Regions from separate parts of the Homo sapiens genome. Here all the other regions are linked to region 2. A link is a contact called in ENCODE Hi-C or POLR2A ChIA-PET data. All regions are on one chromosome and are shown on one strand. The core of a region is the stretch at or near the end of the contact, and the rest is flanking DNA. Distances in the headings are between cores, read along the strand shown.

Region 1 (3,225 bases), core at 436-2,935, 170 kb after region 2:
AGAATGTAGAAAGGATTCTGTGTCATTTTTTCTGGATACTCAGAGTAATTTATTTTCTCTTAAAGCTCGACCACTGCTGGTTTTTGTTTTTTAACTTTTATTTTAGGTTTGGGGCACACATACAAGTTTATTATATAGGTTAACTGGTGTCATGGGGTTTTGGTGTATAGATTATTTTGTCACCCAGGAACTAAGTATAGTACCTGATAGTTGTTTTTTCTGATCCTCTCCCTCCATTTGGAGTTTTCTTATTCTATTCCTATTTACTGCTAACTTTATTTTTTATGTTTTTATTTAATTTTTTTAGAATTTAGATAGGGTCTCACTATGTTGCCCAGGCTAGTGTCGAACTCCTGGGCTCAAGTGATCCTCCTGTCTTGGCCTCCCAAAATACTGGGATTACAGGGGTGAGCCTCCTCACCCAGCTTATAATTTTAATTATTTCAACACTTGGTTTAAATTTTTCTTTTTGACTTATATTCTTCATGATTGTAAATGGATGTGAAACGTTTCATAATTTTTATAAAAATCCATACATGTTTCCCTCAAGTTCTTGAGTCTAAAATTAACATAGATCTGTCCTTACTTTTATTTAGTGGACCTTAATGTTCACTGAAGAAATATTATTGATACTTAGAGTAACTAAGCCACAATGGTAGGTTCCATAGTTAAAAGATAATTTTATATATTGTACTTTGGACTTAAACTAATCATTCAATTGTAAAGTAGTAACATCAAACTTTTGCTCTCAGAGTTTGTTCTGCTTCATCAGTACATTCAAATAGAATGCTCCATAATGAAGAAAATAGTCTATCACTTCATTTGCACTATCCAATAATGGTAGCCATTAACAACATGTGGCTAGTAAGCACTTGAAATGTGGCTAGTGCAACAGAAGAACGGAATTTTTAAGTGTTTAATTTTAATTAATTTTCATTTAAATAGCTCTTTGGCTAGAAACTACAATGTTGGACAACACAGTTCTAGATAGTTCAAAAAACATCAGTAATTATGTGGAAATAGAATAATAATGATTCTCATTACTAAACTATACAGGTTATATCATTGCCTCAGGAATTGCTGACACATCTCTTGACCAATTGTGCAAGAAGCAATGAGGTTTTGAGCACGGTTTTTTACCACTTTATGAATCAACCTTCCCGCCTCCTCTTCCCCCCCCCATCTCTGGAGTCCTCATAGTTTTCTCTTTAAAATCATTTGTAAAACAGAAAGCAAAGCTCTCAGATCTAACCAGTAGTCTAACTCTGACCTTAGGCTCCCACGGGAATTCAATTATTTTTGTTGGCCTAACCTCTAAGGGATGATGGATTTGCTATCTCTGTGTCCTCCTTCTTCCCTGACTCCCCCTCCCACCCTCACATCTTCTCCTCTAACTAGTCACATTTAGTTAGTTTCTTGACCTGCTGCCTTTGTTTTAAACAGGAATGAAAGAGAACCATAACTGGAAACAGAAACTGTTGCATTCAGTTATTAGGTCGCAATGGGAAAAATGAGGCTGTGTATGTATAAGTGTTTTTGCAGGGTTTAGGATAGCAGCTGCAGCTACCCCTTCTTTCCTTCCACTGCTAGACAAATTTCCAAGCACTTGATACTAGAGTTCTACCACTAGCTAGCCAGCTAGAGGTCTCGGTATCCTCTATGAACTGTTAATGAAGTTCCGGAAGTTCTTTCCTTAAAAAACAAAAGTTCTGAATGCTGACTCTCTAACCACGGAAATGGTATCTTATTACTAAAACACTAAAAATGTTAAGCTGCATACTGCTCCAATGAGTAGTCTGTAGACTTGTTACCATCTGTACTGGCCATAGCGAAAAAGGGTTTGACACTACATGATAGTTACTGGTACTTGTTCCCAATAGCTGCTTAAAATAAGCTGTTGGCAAGTTTGACTACTTTTTTTTTTTTTTTACATTTAAAAAATAACAACATTAAACAGTTATATCTGTAAATGTAAGAAGGTTAAGGCATTCTAAGTCACAGGATGGGATAGGAGGTAGGCACAAGATACAGGTCATAAAGACCTTGCTGATAAAACAGGTTGCAGTAAAGAAGCCGGCCAAAACCCACCAAAACCAAGATGGCAATGAGAATGACCTCTGGTCGTCCTCACTGCTATACTCCCACCAATGCCATGACAGTTTACAGATGCCACGGCAACATCAGGAAGTTACCCTATATGGTCTAAAAAGGGGAAGCATGAATAATAGACCCTTTGTTTAGCATATCATCAAGAAATAACCATAAAACTGGGCAACCAGCAACCCCCCGGGGCTGCTCTGTCTGTGGAGTAGCCATTCTTTTATGCCTTTACTTTCTTAATAAACTTGCTTTCACTTAAAAAAAAAATTAAACATTTACATTTGTATAAAGTACTTTCACATACCTAACCAAATTCAATTATTTTAACAACCCAGTAAGGCAGGAAAATCAGTTATTATTATTCTGATTTTTATGAGTGTCATCTGACTCCTAGGATAGCAGCATGTTTCCCAGTATACCAGTACTTCTACCTGGCAAGGGTGCTGCCCAAAAATGGTCTTGGGAGAATGTAGACGGTGTAGAAAAGTCTGTAATTTGGCCGGGCGCGGTGGCTCACACCTGTAATGGCAGCATTTTGGGAGGCCGAGGCAGGTGGATTACCTGAGGTCAGGAGTTTGAGACCAGCCTGACTAACATGGTAAAACCCTGTCTCTACTAAAAATACAAAAATTAGCCAGGCGTGGTGGCACATGCCTGTAATCCCAGCTACTTGGGAGGCTGAGGCAGGAGACTCGTTTGAACCCAGGAGGCGGAGGTTGCAGTGACCTGAGATCGCACCACTGCACTCCAGCCTGGGGAACAGCAGCGAAACTCTGTCTCCAAAAAAAAAAAAAAAAAAAAAAAAAAAAGCCTGTATGGTTGTAATTAATTGAGCACTCAAATTTAGTTCTTAAAACATTTTCTTTCCCCTCTTTGAATTATATTATTTTAAATGTCACTGGGCACGGTGGCTCACGCCTGTAATCCCAGCACTTTGGGAGGCCAAGGAGGGCGGGTCACCTGAGGTCAGGAGTTCGAGACCAGCCTGGCCAACGTGGCGAAACCCCATCTCTACTACAAATACAAAAATAAGCTGGGCGTGGTGCTGCATGTCTGTAATCCCAGCTACTTGGGAGGCTGAGGCAGGAAGAATTGCTTGAACCCAGAGGTAGAGGTTGCAATGAG
Region 2 (3,025 bases), core at 474-2,973:
TTTTATTCCATGGGAGGAATTATCAATGTCAAGAGTCAAAACAGATAAGAACTGTTAAATAGTGCTTATTGGCTGGGCGCGGTGGCTTATTGCCTGTAATCCCAGCAGTTTGGGAGGCTGAGGCAGGCGAATCATGAGGTCAGGAGTTCGAGACCAGCCTGGCCAACATGGTGAAACTCTGTCTCTACTAAAAATACAAAAATTAGCTGGGCGCGGTGCCGCCTGCCTGTAATCCCAGCTACTCGGGAGGCTGAGACAGGAGAATTGCTTGAACCCGGGAGGCAGAGGTTGCAGTGAGCTGAGATCACGCCACTGCACTCCAGCCTGGGCGACAGAGCAAGACTCCGTCTCAAAAAAAAAAAAAAAAAATAGTGCTTATCATATTCAGCAAAAAGCAAGCAGCTTGTGGTCACAGTAAGAGCAGTTTTGGTATGAATAAATATGGTTTAAAATTGTTTTTCAAAAAACAAACATAAAAAACCAAAACCCAAACATTTCTCAGGAATTTTGTGAGGACGAATTTTGTGTGTGGAGAAAACGGACAAATACATTTCCCCATATATTTAAATGCTCAAAAGTTCACTCAGGTGCTCTCACCAGGCAATTACTATGACAAGTGATCACGTGCGAAAATACAGAGAATCTGGCTCGTTTTAAAGTGCAGGAGAAAAGCAAGGCCTTACTGTTTCTGAATTTGCTGTGTGTGTGTGTGTGTGTGTGTGTGTGTGTGTGTGTGTGTATGAGAAGATGGGATCTGGCTCTGAAGCGCAGACAGGAGTGCAGTGGCAAGATCGTAGCTCACCGCGGCCTCAAACTCCTAGATTCAAGAAGTGATCGGCCGGGCGTGGTGGTTCACGCCTGTAATCCCAGCACTTTGAGAGGCCGAGGTCAGGAGATCAAGATCATCGTGGCTAACACGGTGAAATCCCGTCTCTACTAAAAATACAAAAAATTAGCCGGGCGTGGTGGCGGGCGCCTGTAGTCACAGCTACTCGGGAGGCTGAAGCAGGAGAATGGCGTGAACCCGGGAGGCGCAGCTTGCAGTGAGCCGAGATCACGCCACTGCACTCCAGCCTGGTCAACACAGAGAGACTCCGTCTCAAAAAAAAAAAAAAAAAAAAGTGATCCTCCCGCCCCAGCCTCCGGAGTAGCTAGGACTACAAGCATGCACCACTGTGTCTGGCTTTTTTCTTTTTTTCTTTTTTTTTAAGTTTTCTGTAAAGACGGGGTCTTGCTACCTTGTCCAGGATGGTCTCAAACTCCTGGGCTCAAGCGATCTTCCTGCTTTGGCCTCCCAAAGTGCTGGGAATACAGGCATGAGCCACCGCGACAGGCCATGTTGCTGAATTTGGAAAGTGGAGCAAAGAATCATGCAAAAAATTAAGAAAACCAAAACGCAACCAAGGCGAATTCAATTGCATTTTTTTTTCCCAGCGACACTTTCTGAGACACGAACCTCTCTCTTCGGCGAACCTATTCCAGGGCGCCCTTCATTTTCATTTCTTGAAACAACAGCCTTGCAGGCCGAGCCGCTGTTCCCGAGAACTCGGCAGCCACAGGGAGCAGGTTGCATGGACCCAGGAGCGCGAGAGGCCCTGCTCTGCCAGCTTCGGCCAATCAGAGGCCAGGGAGCGGTGGGCGTGACGTGGGGCGGTGCGCGGGGCTGGGCGGCGGCTGAGGCGCGTGCTCTCGCGTGGTCGCTGGGTCTGCGTCTTCCCGAGCCAGTGTGCTGAGCTCTCCGCGTCGCCTCTGTCGCCCGCGCCTGGCCTACCGCGGCACTCCCGGCTGCACGCTCTGCTTGGCCTCGCCATGCCGGTGGACCTCAGCAAGTGGTCCGGGCCCTTGAGCCTGCAAGAAGTGGACGAGCAGCCGCAGCACCCGCTGCATGTCACCTACGCCGGGGCGGCGGTGGACGAGCTGGGCAAAGTGCTGACGCCCACCCAGGTACACCGGGCGGCGGGCGTGCAGCGAGCGGCACGGCGCGGAGGCCTGTGCCGGCCTCCTGGGTGGGACCCAGCGGAGACAGGGCCAGGGGCGGTGGGGAGGTTCAGCCTGCGTGTGTCGAGGCCCCCCCAGGCCAGAGGTCCCGGGGTCCATGTCCCATGCCTGGGGGCCACCCCGAGCACCGGGAACCCGGCCTGTGGCGTGGCCAGGCAGGTTCGGCCTGCGGCAGAAATTCATTCACTTTTCCCGGGCTTCAGACCCAAGAGGGACCTAGGTTCGGAAACAGGCCGGATCCCCCTCTCCCCCCACAGGCCAGGGCGCTGGAGAGGGACGTCGCCGGGACAGAGTAGGCTGTGGCTGCCCGGACGCCCCCAGAGCTTCCCCTAGGGCCTCAGCATTTTAGGCCTGGTTTTGGAGGGCTGAAGCCTCACCCGAGAGCCTGTGACGCATTATGTAACTGGCGATGAGCGCGCCGGCCGATTTCTCCTTTGTTAAATGGGTCGAGAGCGTCCAGCCGGTACGCTGGAGGGCAACGGTTTAGTTTTGGTCTTTGACCTCCCACGCCCACGGCTGGGGCTGCCGAAAGTGAAGAAACTAGATTTGCAGACGCCACTGCTAGTTGGTTATGAAGCTCCGGGCAACAGCGTAAAATAAACTGCCCCGACCTTACATTGTTTTGGATGTTCACAGAATTTAATTTTTTTGGATGTTTAAATATGTAGTGCCCATCTAACACAGCCTCCCTTTTCCTGCTCCCTGCCCGCCTCTCATCACCTTGGCTTTCTCCTTTTCTTTGCACTTTGAAACGTACAGTTAATGCAGATTTCACTTCAGCAGGCTCCAGGTAACCTCCTGATCACCAAATCCAGAAACGCTGTGATTCCGGACAGACAATGTAAGGGTGTCGTTGAGAGGGGACTCAGTGCCAGGGTTGGAATCCCAGCCTTATCTGTTTCTCTTAATAGTGTGCTGGGATACTAGCCCCATGGTGTTGTTGGGACTGAAATAATATACAGCCTGGGCAACATAGCAAGACCCCAACTCTACAAAAAAAAATTGGCCAGGTGTGATGGTGTGAGCA
Region 3 (3,418 bases), core at 323-2,822, 190 kb after region 2:
TAGCAAAGATATTATCTTGAACATGTTAAGGTCTCTGTCCTCAAAGAGATTGCATCTAGTGAGAAAGCAAGCCTGAAATGCAGGCAATAACAGAATAATGTAGCACACTTAAAGGGTATTTAACCCAGTCTCTTAGGGAAAGGAAGTAAAGAAGTACTAGAGAAGCCAAAAGATATTTGAGGAAGGGGGGCAGTTAATGCAAAAGCCTAGAGACACAGTTCATGACTAATAAACACAACTGACAGACTGGATAAGAGAATATAGATGTTTGGACCTTTAAACTCGCTTTAAACTCTACATGATGTTTCCTGAAAGAAAAGGCATGATAGCCCATTCTACTAGGAATAGTGACTTGGTTGCTAGAGTTTGGATTATTTTCTCCAGAATTAACATGAGAACACACCAGGATTTGTGTCCTGAAGGATACGAATTGCAAAGCAATTCAAACTGATTATCAAACTTTTAAAATCCAACAAAATGTCAAAAATATTATATCCATTTCAGAGTCTAATTAGGAAAGATAAAATGGAGAAAAGGAATAATTTATTAAAATTAATATTAAACATCTGTCAAAACCATCATGAGAAAAAGGACTATATTCTGTATCAAGAGTTATCTTCCATATGTCCCATACTTATGGGGGGGTTGGAAGAGCAAGATTTTTATATCAAAATATAAAGCTTGTTATATTCTATGACTTTGGTTTTTTCTAGGAAGGTCATTCTCTGTGCCCTCTTCTTAAAATGGAAAGTAACATTCAATTAACTACTGCAAAGCTAAATAAAAACAAGGGACATGGAACACAAATACTCCCTTAATTCTGATTATTTCATATATAGATCCATGATAACTTCTGATATAATAGTGGTAAAAACTTAAGATTTGCATAAAGATTTGTATATAGCCACTTCCGCCAGGACTCAGAAATGAAACTCTGGTATAACCAAAAACATAAGGTAGAGCATTGGTTATTTGCCTTTTAAGTTTCAAAAATAATGACAAGAGAATGATAATATACCATCAATCTTTCCATTCAGTCAGAACTCTGTATCAACAACAACCCCAAAAATATGTGGATATCTTCAATATTTTGGAGGAAAAATACATCAGGGGTTCAATGATGCATGCTTTCTAGAAAATAATGACAGAAGTCCTAAAATCTGAACTCTCATTTCCTGTCTTCTTTTTTCACAATTTATTTATATCTAGAGATGTGAGGATGAGAAACAAAATAGAACCCTCACTATAAAAAGTCAAAGTGACAGATGAGAAAATAAAAGTTAAGATTACATTCAAGTCTATAAATAAAATTGTTTCAAAGTTGTTTGCTTAAGTTATATTAGAACAGTGAGGTCTGATAGGTCTTTACGTCTTTTGTCTGTAACAATAGTTGTGTTTTTATATATGCCAATATAAATATATCTATTGGTGGTAGAAACAAAAGTCCCATTTCTAAGCGAGTTTTAAAATATGCCAGAGCAGCTTTGTATATTTTTAGATAGTGTTCAGATTCCTGACCCAAACTACATTATCATAACTCAGGCCTCAGGCACTCTCCAGATGGTTAAGATATGGTGTAAGTGTATGTGCGTGTCTGGCTGCAGTTGATAGTTGGGCAAAGAGGAAACTATCACAAAGAGGAAGTATACTGAATGGCAGCTCCTTTAGGTTACAAAAGAAGATAGCTGCTAATAAAACTTTAAATGTGTTGATTGATAAAAAACGAGAAGAAAAAGAAACCAAGAAAAAAAAATTCAAAAAAAGAGGTAAAGAGGAAAGGGAAAAGAAAAAGAAAGAAGGAAAGAAGAAAGAGGAGGACAAAAAAAAAAAAAGGTAGAAAGAGCCAGAAAGGGGCAGAAGGTTAAAAAGGCAATCTCAGTGAACGATGATCCTTTGGTTTGACAGTACCCATTTATCTTTATGAGGTTCATAAGTCTGAAACTGCCATAAACTGTGTGAAAATGTGGGACATCTGTTTCCTTTGGTATGAAGAACAAGAATATGGAATTTATCTCATCTATGCCCAACTGCCACCTACCAAAAGAAAAACAAGTAACACAAAACTCTAGATTATGGCATACACAGGTCTGCAGTCTCGTTTTATATTAGAAGGCAGAAATTCTAGAACAACATATACTACATATGATTAGTATTTTTAAACAGTGACTAATTACTAGAGAAAATAAATGTAATTTGGAATTCAATTCCATTTCCTCTAGAACAAGGTCTGTAATACTTAACCTTTGATTACTGAATTGACTTAGAGAGGGAATGAATGTAAGAGGCATACAGCATGGAGTCCCAGAAAATGCTAACACCAGGCTGAATTAAGAAGTAAGGAGCCAGGTTCTGCCCCCAGCTGCACCATTTGCCAACCCTGTGACTTTGGGCCCACTGCTTACTCTAAAATGAGAATAATGGCTAGGCATGGTGGCTCGCACCTGTAATCCCAGCACTTTGGGAGGCCGAGGTAGGTGGATCGCTTGAGGCCAGAAGTTCGAGACCAGCCTGGCCAACATGATGAAACCCAGTTTCTACTAAAAATACAAAAATTAGCCGGGCATGGTGGCACATGCCTGTAATCCCAGCTACTTGGGGGGCTGAGGCAGAAGAATCATTTGAACTGGGGAGGTGGAGGTTGCAGTGATCCAAGAACATACCACTGCACTCCAGCCTGGGCAACAGAACGAGACTCTTATCTCAAAAAAAAAAAAAAAAAAAAAAAGAATAATATCTGACTTTACAGTAGTCTTAAGGATGAAATTTAAAAATGCATGTAAAAGTGCTTTATAAATTGCTATAAATATATTATTAGTATTAATAAATAAAAGCATTTTGAAACCTATGAAGGTAAAGTATGATTATCACATTACAAATACATGAATTTTTTTTTTTTTTTTTGAGATGGAGTCTTGCTCTGTCACCCAGGCTCGAGTGCAATGGCACGATCTCAGCTCACTGCAACCTCCGCCTCCTGGGTTCAAGCAATTCTCCTGCCTCAGTCCCCTGAGTAGCTGGGATTACACGTGTGCATCACCATGCCCTACTAATTTTTGTTTTTAGTAAAGGAGGGGTTTCGCCATATTGGCGAGGTTGGTCTCGACCGCCTGACCTCAGGTGATCCTTCCACCTTGGCCTCCCACAGTGCTGGGATTACAGGTGTGAGCCACCACGCCCAGATATAAATTTGTTTTTAACACCTATGATACCTATGAATAGGACAGAAAATTAGGAAGTATTTCTAGAGTTTATACTAATTGTTTCTTTCTTAAGAAAGACAGATAGTCTTTATGTATTTTCTTCTCCTTATCCACCTCCACCCTTCCCCCAACCCCCACCCACATCCACTTTCCAGCCTTCAGTTTCCATTACATTATTTTTTTGTACTTAAATATAAAGCTATCTTTTCTCAGATACT
Region 4 (3,512 bases), core at 975-3,474, 220 kb after region 2:
TGCACAAGCTCTCTTTTTTGCCTGCTGCCATCCATGTAAGACATGACTTGCTCCTCCTTGCCTTCTGCCATGATTGTGAGGCCTCCCAAGCCATGTGGAACTGTGAGTCCATTAAACCTCTTTCCTGTATAAATTACCCAGCCTCAGATGTCTTTATTAGCAGCGTGAAAACAGACTAATACATCCTGTCTCTGCAATTTTTTTTTTTAATTAGCTATCTGGGAGGCCAAGGCAGGAGGGTCCCTTGAGTCTAGGAGTTTGAGGCTGAGGCTGTGGTGAGCTATGATCGCACCACTGCACTCCAGACTAGGTGGCAAAGTGAGACTCTGTCCCAAAATAAATAAATAAAATAAAACTCATGAATGGTTTATTTCTGCAATTTTCCACTTTAGTATTTTTAGACCACAGTTCACCATGAGTAATTAAAACCACAGAAAGCAAGACAGGATAAGAGGGGACTATTGTATTCAAATATACATGTAAATATCTATGTTCTATTGTCACCAAAACAAAAAAAATTTTTTTAGCTGATCTAAAATCTTAAGACACAGTCCTAACTTTATCTGAGTGGTGTACTCAGAAGAAAACAAACACACTCTGCTGAGAAAATAACATTTTAAGAAATCAACACTTCACCATGTTGTTTCCCGGGCTGTTCCATCAAATTGGGAGGAAATGATCTCAATTGAAACAAAATGAAAAATGTTACTAAAGTGAAATTTGTCAGATTATATAATCATTTTGATGAATAATTATTAAATCTACAGTCGATCCCTGTCTCCTTCTTCCTATCCCCTTGGAATGGGTAGTACACAATGTGGTAAGAGGAAGGGCATAAATAAGATCGGTGGATTTCATCCCTGTGTTCCCTGGTACTTTCTAAATACTTCTATTATTATAACGCTGATTTTATTATCTATACATAATGCCATGTGTTGTTGTATCTCTTTCCATGATCACTTTCTGGTGAAGCTATGAATGAGAACTGAAATATCCAAAAATGGCAAAAATAAGCATAACTATTCTTGCACACTGAGCTCTTCCTTTACAGTGTGTGGCCAAAATTATGCTTTTCATACATTATTTCATTTAATCCTCACAACAATCCTGTGAAGTAGGTATTATAATTATATCAATTTTACAGAAGAAGAAACTGAGGTTTCGGGGAGGTTAAGGGATTTGTGCAAAGTCACAAAGCTAGTAGGTGGCAGACATGTTTATCTGCCACACTCTTATTAAACATTAAACTATCCTGCCAATCCCAAACCTATGTGACAGAAACTGAAAGTAAGAAATACCAGAAACCTGGATATGCTGCTGATCATGTAAAAGAATTAGGGAAGGGCATCAATTCTAAGAATTGTGTGATACAAATGATAGCTTCCTTGACTCACTTCCAACCTTTCCTTGAACTGAAAACATGGCATTCCATTCCTGAAGGAGAATGGGACACTACTATGCACTGGGAATGTAACTGTCCCCTCCCCTCTTTTAGTAGGATAACTTGCATTACTATTTGATGGTATTGACAGGATCTCAATATCTTCTCAATTTGGTCACTTTCTTTTTTTTTTTTTTTTTTTTTTGAGATGGAGTCCGGCTCTGTCGCTCAGGTTGGAGTGCAGTGGCACAATCTCAGCTCACCGCAACCTCCGCCTCCCAGGTTCAAGTGATTCTCATGTCTCAGCCTTCCGAGTAACTGGGATTACAGACTTACACCACCACGCCCAGCTAATTTTTGTATTTTCAGTAGAGACGGGGCTTCACCATGTTGGCCAGGGTGGTCTCAAATTCCTGGCCTCAAGTGATATTCCAACTTCGGCCTCCCAAAGTGCTGGGATTACAGGCGTCAGCAACAATGCCCGGCCTCAATTTGGTCACATTAAAAAAAAATGATATGGCCACGTGCAGTGGCTCACACCTGTAATCCCAGAGTTTTGGGAGGCAGAGGCAGGAGGATCTCTTGAGGCCAGGATTTTGAGACCAACCTAGGCAACACAGCAAGACTCCCTCTTTACAAAAAAAAAGAAACTTTAAAAAATTAGCCAGGCATGGTGGCACATGCCTGTAGTCTCGGCTACTGGGGAGGCTGAGGCAGGAGGATCACTTGAGCTCAGGAGTTCAAGGCAGCAGTGAGCTATGACTGTGCCACTGCACACCAACCTGGGTGACAGGGTGAGACTCTGTCTCTAAATAAACAAGCAAGCTACTACTTAGATCAGCCAGTTTAAGACTAACTAGGTTGGTTGGTAACATAAAAATGATTTCTTAATAGAATATCCAGTGACCCGAGCAACTTGCATAACTCCTACCAGTGAAACTAACCTTTAAAAAATGTTCTCAGTACATGAAATGTATTCATAAGATACTTCTAAAAATAACTCCCCACTGTAATTCCCTCCTTATGCATCTGGGCAGAGATGTCATATTTCCTTCACAAAGCTTCCTTTTATGTTGCAACAGTAAGAATCTCAATTTCAAGCTAAACCAGAACAATCTAGAACTATAAACTTTTTCATAAGACATGATTATTTGTATTAGTATGCTATATTTTATATAAATTGTCCACATGTGATGGGACATCCTTACGTTTTTAACTCAGAACTATTTTTAACTGGAAAACAAAGCAGCTGTAGTTTTAAATTCTGTCATCCTTCCCCCATCTTTTTTCTGCTAACACGTGGCTTTCCACAAAAGGGTCAGTGTGATCTTTGCAGATCAGAGATAAGGAATATAGCCACAATAAACTAGAGAAGGTTAAGCACGTTTTAAGTAATTCAGGAGTTTAAAACTTGTCATCTATGTATAAAACAAGCAAACAGTTATAAGTGGTTAAATAAACATGTACAAATTAATAGGATGGAGTTTGTAACTTCTACTTTTCCCTTCAACGAGTGTCATTTTGGCAGGCAGCCATATAATCTGCAATAATCTGTCATCACGAAGCACCACCCACTTCCTCTGCTTCACCCCCATCCAAGCTATGACTGGGATATTTCTGGACTGCTAATATAACATTCAGACAATCATAAAAGGCCTCTCAATGAAAGCTGAAATTAACATAATTTGTACTTTTAAGTTTTAAACATGCATAAATCTTAAGGAAAAAGAACGTGCTATATGACATCACATTTTAAAGATTATTTGACACTTAAAATTTCCTTTTTCATACATTAGAAAGAATAGCGCCCCCATTAGTAATATCCACTGCAATGCTTCTTAAATGAAAACATCCTATGCATAATTATAAGACTTAATTTACACATTTAACCTGCACAGTATTATGAGTTTGGATATGACAGTCACATGTTAGCCTATGCATTTTATTTAAACCTCATTCCAAGAGACTAGTGAAGTTGGTAAAGAAATTATTAAGGTAGCTTTCCTGATTTATAACATATTTTGCATTAACTTTTTAACATACAAATGATGACATGTCAAAAAAAAAGTATCTGTTTTCCTACTTAAACTAAATTCATTTTATGGACTATAGTAGTCACATAAATTGTTAA

What was found. A loop is a pair of places that touch in the nucleus more often than their neighbours do. ChIA-PET counts read pairs that join two places held with the same protein, here RNA polymerase II (POLR2A). Pooled maps may share reads with other maps.
Region 1: a loop to region 2 is called in a pooled map, with 4 times the contacts of the local background. The contact joins the enhancer-like site here to the promoter of PEBP1 in region 2. A Hi-C loop is called at or near these places in 1 of 37 single-sample maps with no recorded cell type and 10 of 50 pooled maps. POLR2A ChIA-PET finds 5 or more read pairs at or near these places in 10 of 52 experiments (AG04450, GM10248, H1 and 6 more).
Region 3: a pooled map shows a loop between it and region 2 (3-fold over the local background). The contact joins the enhancer-like site here to the promoter of PEBP1 in region 2. A Hi-C loop is called at or near these places in 1 of 37 single-sample maps with no recorded cell type and 2 of 50 pooled maps. POLR2A ChIA-PET finds 5 or more read pairs at or near these places in 8 of 52 experiments (Caco-2, GM10248, H1 and 5 more).
Region 4: a map of OCI-LY7 shows a loop between it and region 2 (5-fold over the local background). The contact joins the enhancer-like site here to the promoter of PEBP1 in region 2. A Hi-C loop is called at or near these places in 2 of 168 maps with a recorded cell type or tissue (CD8-positive, alpha-beta T cell and OCI-LY7), 1 of 37 single-sample maps with no recorded cell type and 13 of 50 pooled maps. POLR2A ChIA-PET finds 5 or more read pairs at or near these places in 14 of 52 experiments (CD4-positive, alpha-beta T cell, CD4-positive, alpha-beta memory T cell, CD8-positive, alpha-beta memory T cell and 10 more).

What each region holds. Positions count from the first base shown.
Region 1 is chr12:118,306,051-118,309,275 of GRCh38, forward strand. All of the region lies in intron 1 of TAOK3 (TAO kinase 3), which reads right to left. Among named protein-coding and RNA genes, the nearest start is that of TAOK3, 65 kb to the right of the region's middle. RefSeq lists an enhancer at 2,149-2,248. Within about 2 kb of position 1,686, at least 10 of the 41 ENCODE cell types and tissues checked have a DNase peak (open chromatin) inside an H3K27ac peak, as active enhancers do; they include PC-9, where a contact is called at or near this core.
Region 2 is chr12:118,134,401-118,137,425 of GRCh38, forward strand. PEBP1 (phosphatidylethanolamine binding protein 1) reads left to right here and starts at 1,724. Exons shown (of 4, transcript NM_002567.4): 1 at 1,724-1,944. The coding sequence starts at 1,810. LOC101928274 (a long non-coding RNA gene) reads right to left here and starts at 1,592. Exons shown (of 4, transcript XR_945409.4): 1 at 1,457-1,592. RefSeq lists an enhancer at 1,519-2,019 and a silencer at 2,012-2,101.
Region 3 is chr12:118,328,944-118,332,361 of GRCh38, forward strand. All of the region lies in intron 1 of TAOK3 (TAO kinase 3), which reads right to left. Among named protein-coding and RNA genes, the nearest start is that of TAOK3, 42 kb to the right of the region's middle. Within about 2 kb of position 1,573, at least 6 of the 41 ENCODE cell types and tissues checked have a DNase peak (open chromatin) inside an H3K27ac peak, as active enhancers do.
Region 4 is chr12:118,354,732-118,358,243 of GRCh38, forward strand. All of the region lies in intron 1 of TAOK3 (TAO kinase 3), which reads right to left. Among named protein-coding and RNA genes, the nearest start is that of TAOK3, 16 kb to the right of the region's middle. Within about 2 kb of position 2,225, at least 3 of the 41 ENCODE cell types and tissues checked have a DNase peak (open chromatin) inside an H3K27ac peak, as active enhancers do.